2 separate regions of the Mus musculus genome follow, and region 1 is linked to region 2. The links are chromatin contacts, found by Hi-C in ENCODE. All regions are on one chromosome and are shown on one strand. Each heading gives the region's core, a stretch centred on a gene start or an enhancer-like site at or near the end of the contact. The rest is flanking DNA. Distances are from core to core; before and after follow the strand shown. Region 1 holds the start of Msrb2 (methionine sulfoxide reductase B2). Region 2 overlaps Armc3 (armadillo repeat containing 3).

What was found. Hi-C counts contacts between places; a loop is a spot of excess contacts on that map.
Region 1: a loop to region 2 is called in a map of heart, with 2.8 times the contacts of the local background. The contact joins the promoter of Msrb2 here to the enhancer-like site in region 2. A Hi-C loop is called at or near these places in 2 of 37 maps with a recorded cell type or tissue (T-helper 2 cell and heart).

What each region holds. Positions count from the first base shown.
Region 1 is chr2:19,365,707-19,373,342 of GRCm38, reverse strand. Msrb2 (methionine sulfoxide reductase B2) reads right to left here and starts at 1,707. Exons shown (of 5, transcript NM_029619.2): 1 at 1,564-1,707. The coding sequence starts at 1,660.
Region 2 is chr2:19,272,173-19,278,970 of GRCm38, reverse strand. All of the region lies in intron 10 of Armc3 (armadillo repeat containing 3), which reads right to left. Among named protein-coding and RNA genes, the nearest start is that of 4930447M23Rik, 69 kb to the left of the region's middle. Within about 2 kb of position 2,511, at least 2 of the 3 ENCODE cell types and tissues checked have a DNase peak (open chromatin) inside an H3K27ac peak, as active enhancers do; they include heart, where a contact is called at or near this core.

The sequences.
Region 1 (7,636 bases), core at 458-2,957, 95 kb before region 2:
TACTTTACTTGTATGGGTATTTTACCTGCATCACGTATATACCTGTGCACCATGTGCATGCCTGGTGCCATGGATCCCCTGGAACTAGAGTGAGTTATAAGCTGCCATGTGAAGAGTTTTTGCTACCATAGGTTTTTTGTTATTCCAGATGAATTTGCAGATTGCCCTTTCTAATTCGTTGAAGAATTGAGTTGGAATTTTGATGGGGATTGCATTGAATCTGTAGATTGCTTTTGGCAAGATAGCCATTTTTACTATATTGACCCTGCCGATCCATGAGCATGGGAGATCTTTCCATCTTCTGAGATCTTCTTTAATTTCTTTCTTCAGAGACTTGAAGTTCTTTTTATACAGATCTTTCACTTCCTTAGTTAGAGTCACGCCAAGGTATTTTATATGATTTGTGACTATTGTGAAGGGTGTTGTTTCCCTAATTTCTTTCTCAGCCTGTTTATCCTTTGTGTAGAGAAAGGCCATTGACTTGTTTGAGTTAATTTTATATCCAGCTACTTCATTGAAGCTGTTTATCAGGTTTAGGAGTTCTCTGGTGGAATTTTTAGGGTCACTTATATATACTATCATATCATCTGCAAAAAAGTGATATTTTGACTTCTTCCTTTCCAATTTGTATCCCCCTTATCTCCTTTTGTTGTCTAATTGCTGTGGCTAGGACTTCAAGTACAATGTTGAATAGGTAGGGAGAAAGTGGGCAGCCTTGTCTAGTCCCTGATTTTAGTGGGAATGCTTCCAGTTTCTCACCATTTACTTTGATGTTGACTACTGGTTTGCTGTAGATTGCTTTTATCATGTTTAGGTATGGGCCTTGAATTCCTGATCTTTCCAAGACTTTTCCTAAGCAGCATAAGATATAAAACTGGGTTGGAAAGGAGGTCAGGAGAGCAGCTGCCCAGTGCTAAACCACAGGGCCACGAAATTACAGAGAATTACACCTGGGACTCCTCAAAGACTCCTACTCCTCCCAGGGAAGATGCAAAAGTGTCCGGATTCACAAATGAGGGCAAAAAGCACTTACCATTCCACCCCATCCTGTCTCTTAGCCACTAACAACCTGTTGGAACACGAGAATAATTCACCCACACATCTCAAAACCTAGAGTCACACAAAACCAAGATAGTGTTGCAGCAGCACCCGTGATGGTGCAGTGGGCCAGTCTCACAGGACAGGAGGCAACTAGCAGTCCTCCCGAAGGAAGTGGGGGGGGGGGGGGGGAGGGCAAGGATTAACTCCCGCCCAGGAGAGGGCGCACAAGGTACGGCTGTTGACCGCCACTGGGTCCCTGACAACACCATGGCTCCTAACACGACTTTGTACACCAAAATGTAACATATAAACGAACTGTATGCAAGCATAGGAGAAGATTCGATCCTCTCCGGCATCAGTGCTCCCCCAGCACACCAAGTTTACCAAACGCGTTGCTCTGCTCCGCAACTCAGGCAGCGGGCCGCTGGGACCAGTCTCTCAGGACCTCACAGGAGGCCGCCCAGGGTCAGCCAGGACTGTGAAACCGAAAGCCACGAGAGACGGCAGCGATTGAGGACCTACCTGTGTCCTTGCTTCCCGATCCCGCGCAACCCCGAGCCAGCCGTCCAGGCGCCTGCAGCAAAGGCAGACCCCGCAGCGCTCGCAGCAGTCGCGCCATGACGCTGCCACCAACGGGTTTCCTCCCAAGCCTACCCAACCCCCACCCTCCGCCGGATCCCTCCCCTCTGCCCAGGTCTCTTCCCCTCCTCCAGGCTCTCCTTTTCTTCTGGTGCTCCACCCTACCCCCACCACTTAACTTATCCTCTTGCTCCTCTTGACCTTGATCTTCGCGGAGTGTGTGGAATATCCCGGGACTCCACTGCCTCCTCCTCCCGCAGTACCTTACTCCGATTGGAATCATGACTAGTCTAAAACTTGCTGTGTTTCAGTTTGTTTAGGTTTTCCAGAAGTCATACTAATTGCAGTTGGTTATTTCTGGCTTCCCTTACTCAACATAATTATCTGGACATTGCTGCTTGGTTTTTTGCGTTACATTATGCACAAATCTTTTTTTTGTTGTTGTTGTTGTTCTGAATAATATTCCATTATACTAAACTGTTACTCATTAGTTTAGGCTGTTCTAATTTTTGCACATCAAAAACAAAGCTGCCAGGAGCGTTCCTGTACATGCCTTTTTTTTGGATACCTGGAAGAGGAATAGCCAGGTCTCAAGGGCAACGGCTGCTTCACTAGCAATGTATGAAAGCTCCTGTCATCATCCCCTTCCTACACTTGATTACTCAGGCCTGTTTTTTTGTTGTTGGTTGGTTGGTTGGGTTTTTTGTTCGTTCGTTTGTTTTGCTTCGGTTTTTGAGATCTAATCTCTCTATGTTGTCCAAGCGTCCTCAAACTTGGAATCTTCCTGCCTCGGGACTGAGTTTATAGACATGCATCACTACAAAGTTAGACTTAAACTTCTTACAGTAATAGGCTTCTCTTGTGTTATCTTTCAGTAACTGACAATTAGCCATTGCTAAATCATACATGGTTTTGCCCATTTATTATTAGATTTACTTGTTGTGGATTTTTTTCAAGGTTCTTCCATATATTCTCTGGGCACAAAGCCATTATCAAATCGTTTCCTCACAAATTTCCCTTCCCGAGACTGTGGGCTGTGTTTTTCTGTTTCCTAATTGTGTCTTGGGATGGGAAGTTTTACATTTTGTTAAACTTCATTTTATCGGTTTGATGGTTTGTTTTTGTTTTTTATAGTTTGTGGCGGCTTAGGGGTAACATATTTAACAAATGGAGCTAGTCCAATATTACAAAATATTTTATGTGTTTTCTTCTGCTAATTTTATAGTTTTAAGTTTTACATTTAGGTCTATTATCTATCTGAGTTAATTTTTATTTATTTATTCATTTTTTAAAATAAGGTAATTTTTTTTTTTTTGTTCTCTACTGCCTGCATTTGAGTTCTTGTCAAAATCAGTGTATGGCTGAGAATGCAGCTCTGTAGTAGAGCAATGGCTAGCATTCACGGCCTCAGGGTCGCACACACCCACTGGGGAGAAACCCCAGGTTGGTTGGTTGGTTGGTTGGTTCGTTTGTTTGTTTTTATCAATACAGGGATCTGTTTCTGGACTTTCTGTTCTTTCCGATTAATCAACATGTCAGTGAGTATACAGAGTACTGTAACATCTGCATCCCTGGAGGTGGAGTCAGCTAGTATTTGCAGATCTCTGCAGATCTTCACACTCCCAGAAAACAGAGGGAAGCCTTCCTGGATCCTTCCCTCTCCCTGTTTCCTCTATCCACTGCTTTGAGAACTTTCATCTCATCCTGGCACAGGGCTTTCTGCCCCCACTCCCATGCCCACCTATCAAGAAAGATCATGGGATGGGATGGAGAGATGGCTCATCAGTCAAGAGTACTGAATGCTCTTCCAAAGGTCCTGAGTTCAAATCCCAGCAACCACATGGTGCTTCACGACCATCTGTAATGAGATCTGACACCCTCTTGTGGTGTGTCTGAAGACAGCTACAATGTTCTCATATACATAATATAAATAGGTTTTTTAAAAGAACACAAAAACGCAAAGAAATATTCTTGAGCCGGGTGGTGTACTTACATATAATAATAAATAGAGAGAGAGAGAGAGAGAGAGAGATATCATGGGCCAATCTTCGAATTCCTGGCCATAAGGCTTTAACCTGATAAAACCCACTTAACAGTTTACTCTTGATTTTATATACTCCATGGTTTAGTCTCTGAAATGCCCGACCAACCACACTCTTCCTGGTCTATTTAAAAGAGGTCTTTCAGTTCCTGGTTTACTTATAGAGATCTCTCAGTTTTTTGGAGAGTCACAGTGTGCTCACTCTCTTGCTCTTGGTGATCACATGACGTCTCTCTGGAAAACGACAAAAGCAAACACCACTGGAAGACTGCTAGGAAAACCAGTCAGAGACTCTGCACCAGCTGTTTTTGCCTTTCCTTTCCACTTGGGAATAAGTTGTGATGGCTGAAGCACTGGCAGTTTTCTGGTATGCATGAAGATAAGATTTGCACCCTGGTGCTGAGCAGGAGATGCATGGAGCCTGGGTGTCAGGGATGCAAGGCAATAGTCAAGCCCTGAGTTGTACCCCTATGGTAAGAGAGACAAACACATTCATGTGTTGTTTAAACTGTGGTTGTGTTTTTGTGAGGATGATACAATACTCAGCTGGTCCTCTATTGGTTGTGAGAAACTTCAATAAAGGCTAAGCTCTACAGCATCATCTCTGTGTATCTCCCACAGTTCTCTGCAAGCTATACACACAAGGGGAGGAGGGGGGAGAAAGTAATGCTAAATAAGTCCCTAAAAGAAAAAGATGGAGGATCTACCAAAATGATCATTGAATCTACAGAGGAATAAGAGGGACTGACCACTAAAGTGGATACCAGGGCAAAAGTCAATAGACTTTTTGCTACTTAAAACTATTTGGAAAGAAGGAATGAGCAAGGTCACCTCTGAGCCATTCTCTTCCTCCAGGACGCGTAATCTCTTTTCATCTATTGAGAGTCCAATATTGATGATCAGACTGTTCCCTCTGAAATCTAGAGATTTCCTGGAAACTCTCCTTCTGGGCCAACTCTCATATCTGTGAAGGGTATGAACGAATGGCTTAGTAGAAAAGGGGTAGCCCGGCACAGGTGCTAGCTTCTGTTTTCAGCTACTTGCCATGGATGGTACAGATATTTGGACAAGTCAGCCTTTGGGCTTGGATCAGACAACTGAAAATATACCAGTGAAGAGAGGAAGTAGATGTCACACACCGTTCAAGTTCTTTTATGTCTATTCTTATACAGTTTTTGGTAACAAACATAAAAATATGCTCTTCTGGTGAACAAAGACCTGAAATACTGACAGTTAAAGTCATGTTAAGGTTTTCTACATATACATACATCAGCCACACATCCATTAAAGCACAAAAAAGTACTCATCCCAAATTGGAAAAATCAATAGGCTAATAAGAGCCCTACAGTACACATGACAGATAAACATTTAGTATTATGCATATAAGACAAGATAATATCTGGGTGGGCCACAGTCAGGCCACACTGGACAGATGGCTTCAAAGATGTGAGCAGATGGTTTGCACCAGAGAAAATATAAATAGTGAACAAATCCTTGGAAAAATGTTTAACTTCCATAATCATTACAGAATTTTTAATTAAAATATCTCCATGTATTTCCTCACATGTATCAAATAATGATAGATTTTTTTTTAAAGAACCCATTGCTAGCAAAGCTTGGGGTCTGAGTTGTATTCATACATTTCCTGTAAAAAGAGTGGCACCTTTCTTTCTGAAAAGAAACATATGTAGACTATAGAACTCATTATATTCCTCATTTTGCAACATTAGTTTAAAGGCACAGATCCTCGGGGAAGCCGTGATATGAAGGGGAACATTATTTTTACAGAAGGATTTACAGTTATGCTTTTCATAATGGCCAATTAATTTTTAAAACTCATCAGCAGACAATGACTAAGCAAATCTTGACATGATAATTTAGTGAAAAAGTATATAGCTCCTAAAATGCCAAAAGTGAAGATGACTTGGGTTTATGGAAAATGATGTCAAAAGGAAGCAAACAGGACAGAAAATAGTTCCATGACAACATAGAAAACATGCGTAATGAGAGTTACCTGCTCAGGAATAAACGCATGCAAGATGCTAGTACTGTTTGATGAGAGAGGACAATTTTATTAAATGATTTCTCAGGCTTCAGATTTGTTATAGATAAATTATGAAACAGAGGCATGCATAAAATATTCTTGAAAAAAAGATTATTAACATATTTTTATTTTTATTTTCATGTGGTGTGTGTGTGTGTGTCCGCGCGCGCATGCACGTAAAGACTCTTGGCTTATATAGAGAATCTTTCTCAGTTGTTTACCGCTTTTTGAGGCAGACTCTCTCAATCAAACTCAGAGGTCCACCTACACAAGGCTCACTAGGCGGTTTGCTCCCGGATCCCTGACTCCACCTTCCATGCCTGGAATTGAAGTGAGCTGCTCAAGCAGCACTCAAGACCTTAACATGGCTTTAGGAATCCGATTTCAGTCCTCTACTGAGTCAGCCTTGTCTGAGGCATGCGCCATTTTCTCACCCCTTCAGGTGGGCTTCTCCGTTTCAGCACTGTGGACATTAGTGCATGCACAGATGGGAGGAGAGGGGACTAAGTTGTGGTTATCTGCACCTAGTGTGGATTTTGGCTTTCCAAGGCTTTAGTGGTATGTTTTGTAATGTGGTGGCCTGGTTCGGCAGCATGGCTGTGCTGAGGCATCCCCACCCTGAGGTACCAGCCATACAACGGGTCTAGTATAAAATGAAGTGTATTTAGAGGCATGAGAAAGAAGGTAAGAAAAGGGTGTGGGAAAGAAAGGGGACAGAGAGGGACAAAACAAGAGAAAGGAGAGAAAAGAAGAAGCCACTGGGGATACATGGGGGGATCAAAGAGGGAGGGAGGGGGGGGATAGATAGGGAGAGGGAGAGGAAAGGGGAGAGGGAAAAGAGAGGAGGGAGGGGGAGGGGAGAGGGAGAGGGAGAGAAGAGGGAGGAGAGGGGAGAGGGAGAGAAGAGGGAGGGGAGTGGGAGGGGAAAGGACAGGAGAAGAGGGGAGAGGAGAGGGTAGAGGGAGAGGAGGAGGGGAGGGGGAGAGGGAGAGTCCAAACAGTCCTTTTATAGCCGCCAGGCTCCCGCCTGGCTGTTGCTAGGTAACTGTTGGGTGGAGCCTAGAAGAAAAGTTAACATTTACTCCAGATGCTTGCAATGATGAAGCCAATATCTCGGAAAACAGAATATATGGAGAGAGAGAGAATCTGAGCCATTGATGGCTGTCAGACTCCTGGCTCAAGGAAAGTTCTCATCTTTCCTTTTTTGACTTTTCCATGACCCCATCCCCCAATTGGGCTGAACCACCAATCTACACAAGTCCTTTTTTTTTTTTTTTTTCAAATTTTCAGCATTTTTTTTTTTGATGTTATGAGGCTCAATACCTATTGCCAATATGCAAATCTCATTGATTTCCAACATTCATTTCTCTAATTACTAACATACTTAAGAAGGCTTATATCTTCTGTGTAGATGCTTGAATTTGGAAGCAGTTGGCTTTATCCATGGTTATCTTTAGAATTTGTATGCCATTTTATCCTATTCACCCATGTGTATACTGAGTATCATGCTCCTTCCCCATCCGCTGCTTACCCTTTTGATTTGTTAAAACAGCATCTCACTATGTATCCCTGGCATGTCTGAAACTCACTGTGGAGACCAGGGTGATCTCAAACTTGTAGCATCCTTGTATCTCTGCCTCCCAGGTGATAGGATAATAAGTATGTAAGTATAAGACATGTCTAGTTTTAACTAGGGTTTCTTTGTGTGGAGGGCGGGCTGTGCATGCAGGTGCTGATGCTGGTGTGTGAGGCCAGGGGCCAGCCTCAAATGCTGACTTCTTTGTTCAGCTTGTCCTCTTTGTGTTATGAGACAAGGTTTCTCATTGGGACCCGGCTCTCGAACATTAGGCTAAGGTGGCTGGGCAGCAAGCCCTCGGGAGTTCCCCTGTCTAGACATCCTCATTGCTGGGATTAGGAGTTTGAGCCGCAGT
Region 2 (6,798 bases), core at 1,262-3,761:
TGTCAGATGTCATTTCCAGAGAGAAGAGGTTACTGGAAGGGCCAGAATTCTGCTTGCCATTCTTAGCAGCTCAGAGGTACAAACGAGGGGTCAATTTGCATTCCATCTGTTATTTCCTAGTTGTCAAAGACAAAATTCAGATGTAAGGAAAGCAATCCTGACCATGTGACGTTTAATCCATTCTTTTTATTTTGTTTTGCCTCTTTGCTTGCTTGAAGCCTGGTTTCCCATAGCCCAGGTAAGCCTGCAACTCACTATATAGTCAAAGATGATCTTACACTCCTGATCCTGTCTCCCAGGGGCTGGGATCACAGCCACACCCCCTCATGCCCTGAGGTCTTTGTTTTAAGCATTCCAATGTTTTCAGAGGACAATGTTTTCAGAGCCCATCTCTACCTTCCAAGGAGAGCAAACATAGAGTCTGTTTGCTTAGCTTGCTTTTTTTTTTTTTTTTCCGCTTGCTTTTTTGTTGTTCAAGAAATGAAAAATGAGGAGAGGCTGAGAAGATTGGAGGAAAGGAGAGATGAGAGAGAGAGAGAGAGAGAGAGAGAGAGAGAGAGAGAGAGAGAGAGAGGAGTCTGGGATTAAAGACACAGATTAACTTCTTTGGAGAGAGCAAGAGCCTCCCGCACTTGCTGAGCAACTGGTAAGTGGGAGGGTGAGTGGCCAGGGTGGAGAGAAGTAACTAACTCTCAGAGATACTCTTAGTATCTCTGATACGGGCTGCACAGAGATACAGGGACATAGGACGGGCTGTTGTCCCAAGGTGCCTCAGTGTCCTGCCTACCTCTGGTAACCTGGGGAAGTAACATGCATCTACTTGCTCACGTGTAAAGGAACAAATGCACACAACAATGACAAGGACATTTCTCCACACGGAAGACTGCTGTAGGATCTGAAGCTACACTCTACTGGGGTACTTAGCTAAGTGTTTACCCATAACTGCCAGCTACCAGCAACGGCAGAATCTACCACGGGGAAATATGACCGTATTCCGCCATTCGTATGTGTGTGGGAAATCATCCTTTTCAGACCACCTTCCAGCCAAACAGCTGATATAAACTTGCAGGGTCAGAGTGGAGGCAGCTTCTTCAGAGATCGGATCTGAGCCTTTCCGTGTAGCTACAAATAATGAGCAATAAGGGCCTATTCCCAAGTGAAGGAAAAAGATGTAGGGGATGATTAATAATAATATGAAAAGTCAAGGGTGGATACAAAGTAATGTATAGGTTTAAACAGGCTTCAAATTAAAAGAGAAATAATGTGAGGATATCCAATCGGTTTGATAATTTCCTGTGAAAATCAGTAATGCCGGGAAGCAGACAGTACTAGCAACTTTAAAATGTTATGCAAATATCAGCCCCGCTCTGTAGGTAATAAAGGCAGCACAGATAATTTTCTAATTGAACATTTTATGAGATTCACCGAGCCTCAGAAAACTGGTAGTTAATCAAATTCAAAGTGTTTGTCGAGGTCTGGCAAGCATCAGCTGACACAGAGTAGGGATGGGGAATCAGGTGGTTTTATTGAAAACTCAGGTTTTCATTCTGAGTGCTTTTTAACTTCAGTATGACTCCCACTCCACCCCACCTCACCCCACCCCACCCCCAGCCCAATAAAAGCAAAGACAGGACACGATTCTTCTACGCAAACAGGAAGAGAGGCACTATGGGTGGATATAACAAACGGCCACTCAGTAAATTTGGATGGAAGGAATGAGGTATCCTCATAAGGATACAATGAGGACTCTTTTCTTTTGTCATTGTAATACAAAGCACTTTTATCACTTTGTCCATTGCAAATGTGTGTGCGCACCACGGCTTCTGTGTGCAGCTCAGAGGGCAACCTCTGACAGTCAGATCTTTCCACTGTGTGGGTAGGACTTGAGACTCGAACTCAGGCTTAGTGACAAGGGCCATTACCCACTGTCCAATCTCCAAGGCTCTCAAAGGACTTTTAAAGTCCCAAGCGCTTTGAAATTATTATCCTTAGTTTTTTGTTTTTGTTTTTTTAAAATGACGATCCTTTAAACAAAAGCAGCCTTCCTAAGGCAGCAATGTTATGTTGCCTCTCACTTTTATTGGGAGACTTCCAAGCTTCTAAAATTTTACAATGAATTTAAACAAAAATTAAATAATCTTTTCTATTGCCATGGGATGCATCTATTGCTCAAACGTGCTGCGTTTGTCCCTGTGATAACACAGCGAAGCAAATATTCAGTCACTGGTGGAGGAAAAAAAAATAAGAGGTGTCAAAACATTTTGAAACGACTGCACCTCAAAAAGGGACAAAGACAGACACAAACATCTGCTAACCGTGTATTTAGCAGTAGAATACTATCACAGTAAAATGCTTTCCAGATCACAATCTTTTAATAATGTTCCAAAAATATTATTTTAGGCTCACCAGAGTGTTTCAAATTAAATTAGTGTGTGTTTCATTAAAACACAGAGCGCTCGGTCCATTTTTGCCCCTCCCCCAACTCTCTCCTGAGGCGCCACTAGGGGGCAGTATGAAGACGCGGTTCTTGCCGCTGTGGGTGAAGGGAAATCGCTCAGAAAACCATTTTCTTAAGAAAAACCCGACGCGACAAAGACAATAACTGCGTGGCTTAGGCTTTAGGTCCGACCCATACATCAAGCCTATGTGCTGAGTTTGCGTCTTTCGTGGGTCGTTTCTCAGTGCAATGTTTCTTTAAGGGTTTTGAGACCCGAGATTACTTATCCTAAGTGAATCTGAGTGCTAGGGAGCCCTGGGTCTAGACAGAGTGGTAATTTTTCCTTAAAGGACTGTAGTAAACAACCGCAGCCATCTCGGAGGGTGTGTGGCGTCCCTTCCTGCAAGATATGACGGGGAGAAGGGAAGAATTGGCGTTTGGCCACTTTTAACAGATGTGTGTTGTTGTGTTCCTGTCTTCAAAATAAGTGGTCATCACTCACTCTGTTACAGCCAGCATTCTACAAGAAAATATGGCGACTCTACAGATCATCAGCCCCACATCTACAAGTTAAAAGGTATACAACGAAGTGGTAAAATAAATAAACACAGCATATTATGTTACCAGCCCCACGCCCAGCTTTATTTATTCGGGTGGTGATTTTTTTAAAGCATGAACACACACACACACACACACACACACACACACACACACACACACACACACTTTCTGCACTGGCATAGATAATACCCACTTCAGCTCAGACCATTCCTGGCTATGTGACAGGACCTGAGTCCTGGTTTTTCTCAAGGCATGCTATATACTCTTTCAATAGTATATAAAAATCTATCCTGAGGATGTATTTAAATTTTCCCCCACATATTATATATGGTTTTCTTAGACATGATAATCAACAAATAAATTTTGTAGACGTTAAAGTGATAGTATCTGTCTTCCTTCAGCTTTATTTAAAGGGGAGAAATTTTCTTTGTTTCTAGAGAAATTTTAATACCAATACTACTAAATGATCAGTCAGTCATTCATATTGACAGAGATATAGAGTCAAAGAGAGTCAAAAGTTAACAAAGCACTCAGGCACATCCGTGTAAGGCTCTCTGTCTCTGCACAGAGCCCCTTAATCATCATCAGTGTTTGTGCTCCTGGCCGCAGGTCACACAAAAGTAGAGAAGTCCCTGGAGACTTGTCTCTGCTATTTCGAAGGCTTAAGGTAGCCCAACAATTAATCGATGTATTTTTAAGTGGCCAGTTATATATGCTACAATTCAGAACTTTCTTGGGTTGCTACTTTTGTGGGAGTTGAGAAGCTATACAAAAGAACTGCAAATTCCACAGGAAAATGGGGAGAAGGGGGTCTTTAAAACTCTAGGGTCTTTAAAGCTATCTTCATGGAGCTAAGGTAAGATGGCTATGAAGAATCAGGGTCCATATAGTTGAACACAGTTGTTTGTGAAGAGTTTAACCTTAGTTACAAGTTTCCACTTTTTTGTAAGTATAAAATGATTATAGTTGTTGTTTTCAATATTTATTCATTGGTATTTACTAAAATTGTATCTTTAAAAGAGATCCTTTTAAAAAAGCCTGGTCTGCATCTATATTCATCTTCAAATCTTGTCTGGTTTTTCAGTGAGTAAATTTAGTTATTAGTGCAAAGGATTACTGAATTCTTTCCATTTTGGGGGCAACTTTGAATCTAATTCTGGTCAGATCCAACAGATGGCAGTGATGTTATAAACTGTTTAAAATACTCTCATTGCATGTAGGATCGACTACTCAGAAGGATGTCAACCGCAAATCATTTGCTCCATACTTGTATAAATTATTTAAGAATTTGGAATGATTAATTGGGCAGAAAAGTACACAGTAAATAAAACATGAAATTCAACTGGAGATATTTCCTACATTCACAAATTAAATGGCTTCTCCTTTCCAAAAAGCATTATACACAGAGAACTGTCCAGTATATTACCAGCATAGTAAGGAAGGAGCGCTGCCCGAAATTAGCCGAGGGGGCTACCTATTCATGACTGCCTATTTTACTGCTTCATCTCATTTTCATCTTTCAGACAGGCTTGTCTTCACTGCCTCCTACTTTATTTACCCACTTAAAATAATTTCTTTTTCCTTTCATTTCTAACAAGAGACCCTAGCAGTTCTTGTCTCTCATTCAGATAAGTACTTTGATTCCTGTTAGTTGTTCCTTATTCTTCAACCTTTATTCTGCAAGAAACAAAAGACCAAAAGTAAGGATGGAAGGTTTCTAGAGGGAAGCCACTGTTGACTTCTGTGCTCCAAATTATGTGGACACAGACATTATTAGTCACTTCCTGTTTGAAGATACAGCCACTGGTAGGCACATTTGTATGATTTTTCTGTTTGTTTCAGTTTGATAAAATTCATTGATATTTTAGCAAAGGCATTTATCTCTTCCTCTATTGACCTCTGGATATAGTGGTTATTTTATCAAACAATAAAATGGACACTTTGCCTACATGAATATAAGTTGTTTGTCTATCTTAAGGTAACAAAATTATATAGGATCTAATTATGCTATCTACAGCAGAAAGCACCTGTTCTTGGTTTTTGTTTTCATACAATACTATATTCTCTTTCTTCCCTCCTCCACACACACACACACTTCTCCACCAAATGTTATGCTCAGTATTGAGTATTTGGAATAGACCACTTTGCGTGAATGGGCTCTGCCTACCTTCATGAGCCTTCTGAGAACACCATTTGTCACCAAGGAAGGTCAGCATTTTGAATGTGCTTCTTCTGATTTTTATTCATATATATATAATATATATATGCGTATGTATGTATGTATATGTTTCTCTATTTGTGTGTATGTGTTTTAATCTAAACCTTTCTAAAGTGAAAACTAACCAAACACTTAAAGCTGTACGCACATTTAGATTTTAGGTAGTAGCTTATATTTTAAATATAAGTATTCTTTATATTTAATTTTAAAAACTAGAGATTTGCCTCAGGCTTTGGTGGAATCAGAGGAACTCCCTTTCCCAAGGTGATACTTTAACAGTGACGTGGCTTTCTAGAAAAACTTTCTAGGCAAGAGGATTGTCAGTTCAAAACGCCTTGGGCAAAATCCTTCTGGAACCGGAAAGTACTTCTAGAACATATCGTATAACCTGTTTTACCCTTGGTTGTTTTCCCCCAACAATATTAACTTGTCTGTTAATGAAGTAAGCTACAACTCATCTAGAGAACTTGATAGGCGAGCTGGAAATGGCCTCTGAGAAACTAGATCATGACCTCGAGCAGCATGCCCTCCATCGTGGCTTTTATATAAAGTTGGATATGGCTAGTTACCTGGCACCGGGGCTTCTGAGTCACAGAAAGGCATGGATTTCGAGGGAATTTTGGCAGGGAAAGTTATGGAGCCAGACAGCCAGGTCCATGCAGACTGAAGGTGAGTGAATTCAACCTGCCAATCAAAAGTCCAGAGAATCTGTGGAACCCCAGGAGACCGTCCCTCCAGAATCTGCATTCACAGGGGTTGAGTGGACCCATACTCCCTAAAGTTTCCTGAAAACACCACTATTGATTGAAAACTCTACAGTCACAGGTTCAACCCTGTCTGTCACCTTCCCTCCCCTCCATTCCATCTTCTTCTAACACCACAGCCTTGGTAGCAGAGCAAGCATTCAGACTCATTACAAACTGAAGTGTTATTCTGTGAAGAAATAAAATGTGAAAGGTCCAAAAAGCTTGAGTGTCCATGAAGCCACATTCACAGGAACCACCTCATAGGCAGCACCCTGGGCACCTGGAAAGATGGAGATCAAATGACTTTCAACCTGAAAACCTTCAACAAGAGCGTCTGGATGGCCTGGGTATTTGCTTATGCTACTGAGAAAGTCTCCCATCTACACATTATTGTTACAGAGAGGGGAATATGTTGTTAGTGAGAGCAAGATGCATGCTGGCCCGAGAGCAGATGTATTAGATGAGAAACTGGTTTATAGAAAGGTTATACAATTTCATTTTTAGATAATAAAAATTGGAATGAAAAAGCATTTGTCCCTTTGCAAAAATAAAGTATGGTGACTGTGTGGTCTTCCTCCTCCTCTTCTTCTTTTTCTCCTTCTTCTTGTTCTTTTTGTTCTTCTTCTTGTTCTTTTTGTTCTTCTTCTTCTTCTTCTTCTTCTTCTTCTTCTTCTTCATCTTCATCTTCCTCTTTTCTTTTTCCTGTTTGACTTGGTTTAGTTGAGTTGATTATCCATACACTACTCAGGTTACAAAATAAGCATCTAACTCCAGAAAATGTCCCAAATATGAGAACAAAAAAACTGTGAGTGCTTAGCCATGGATGAGATATCTGC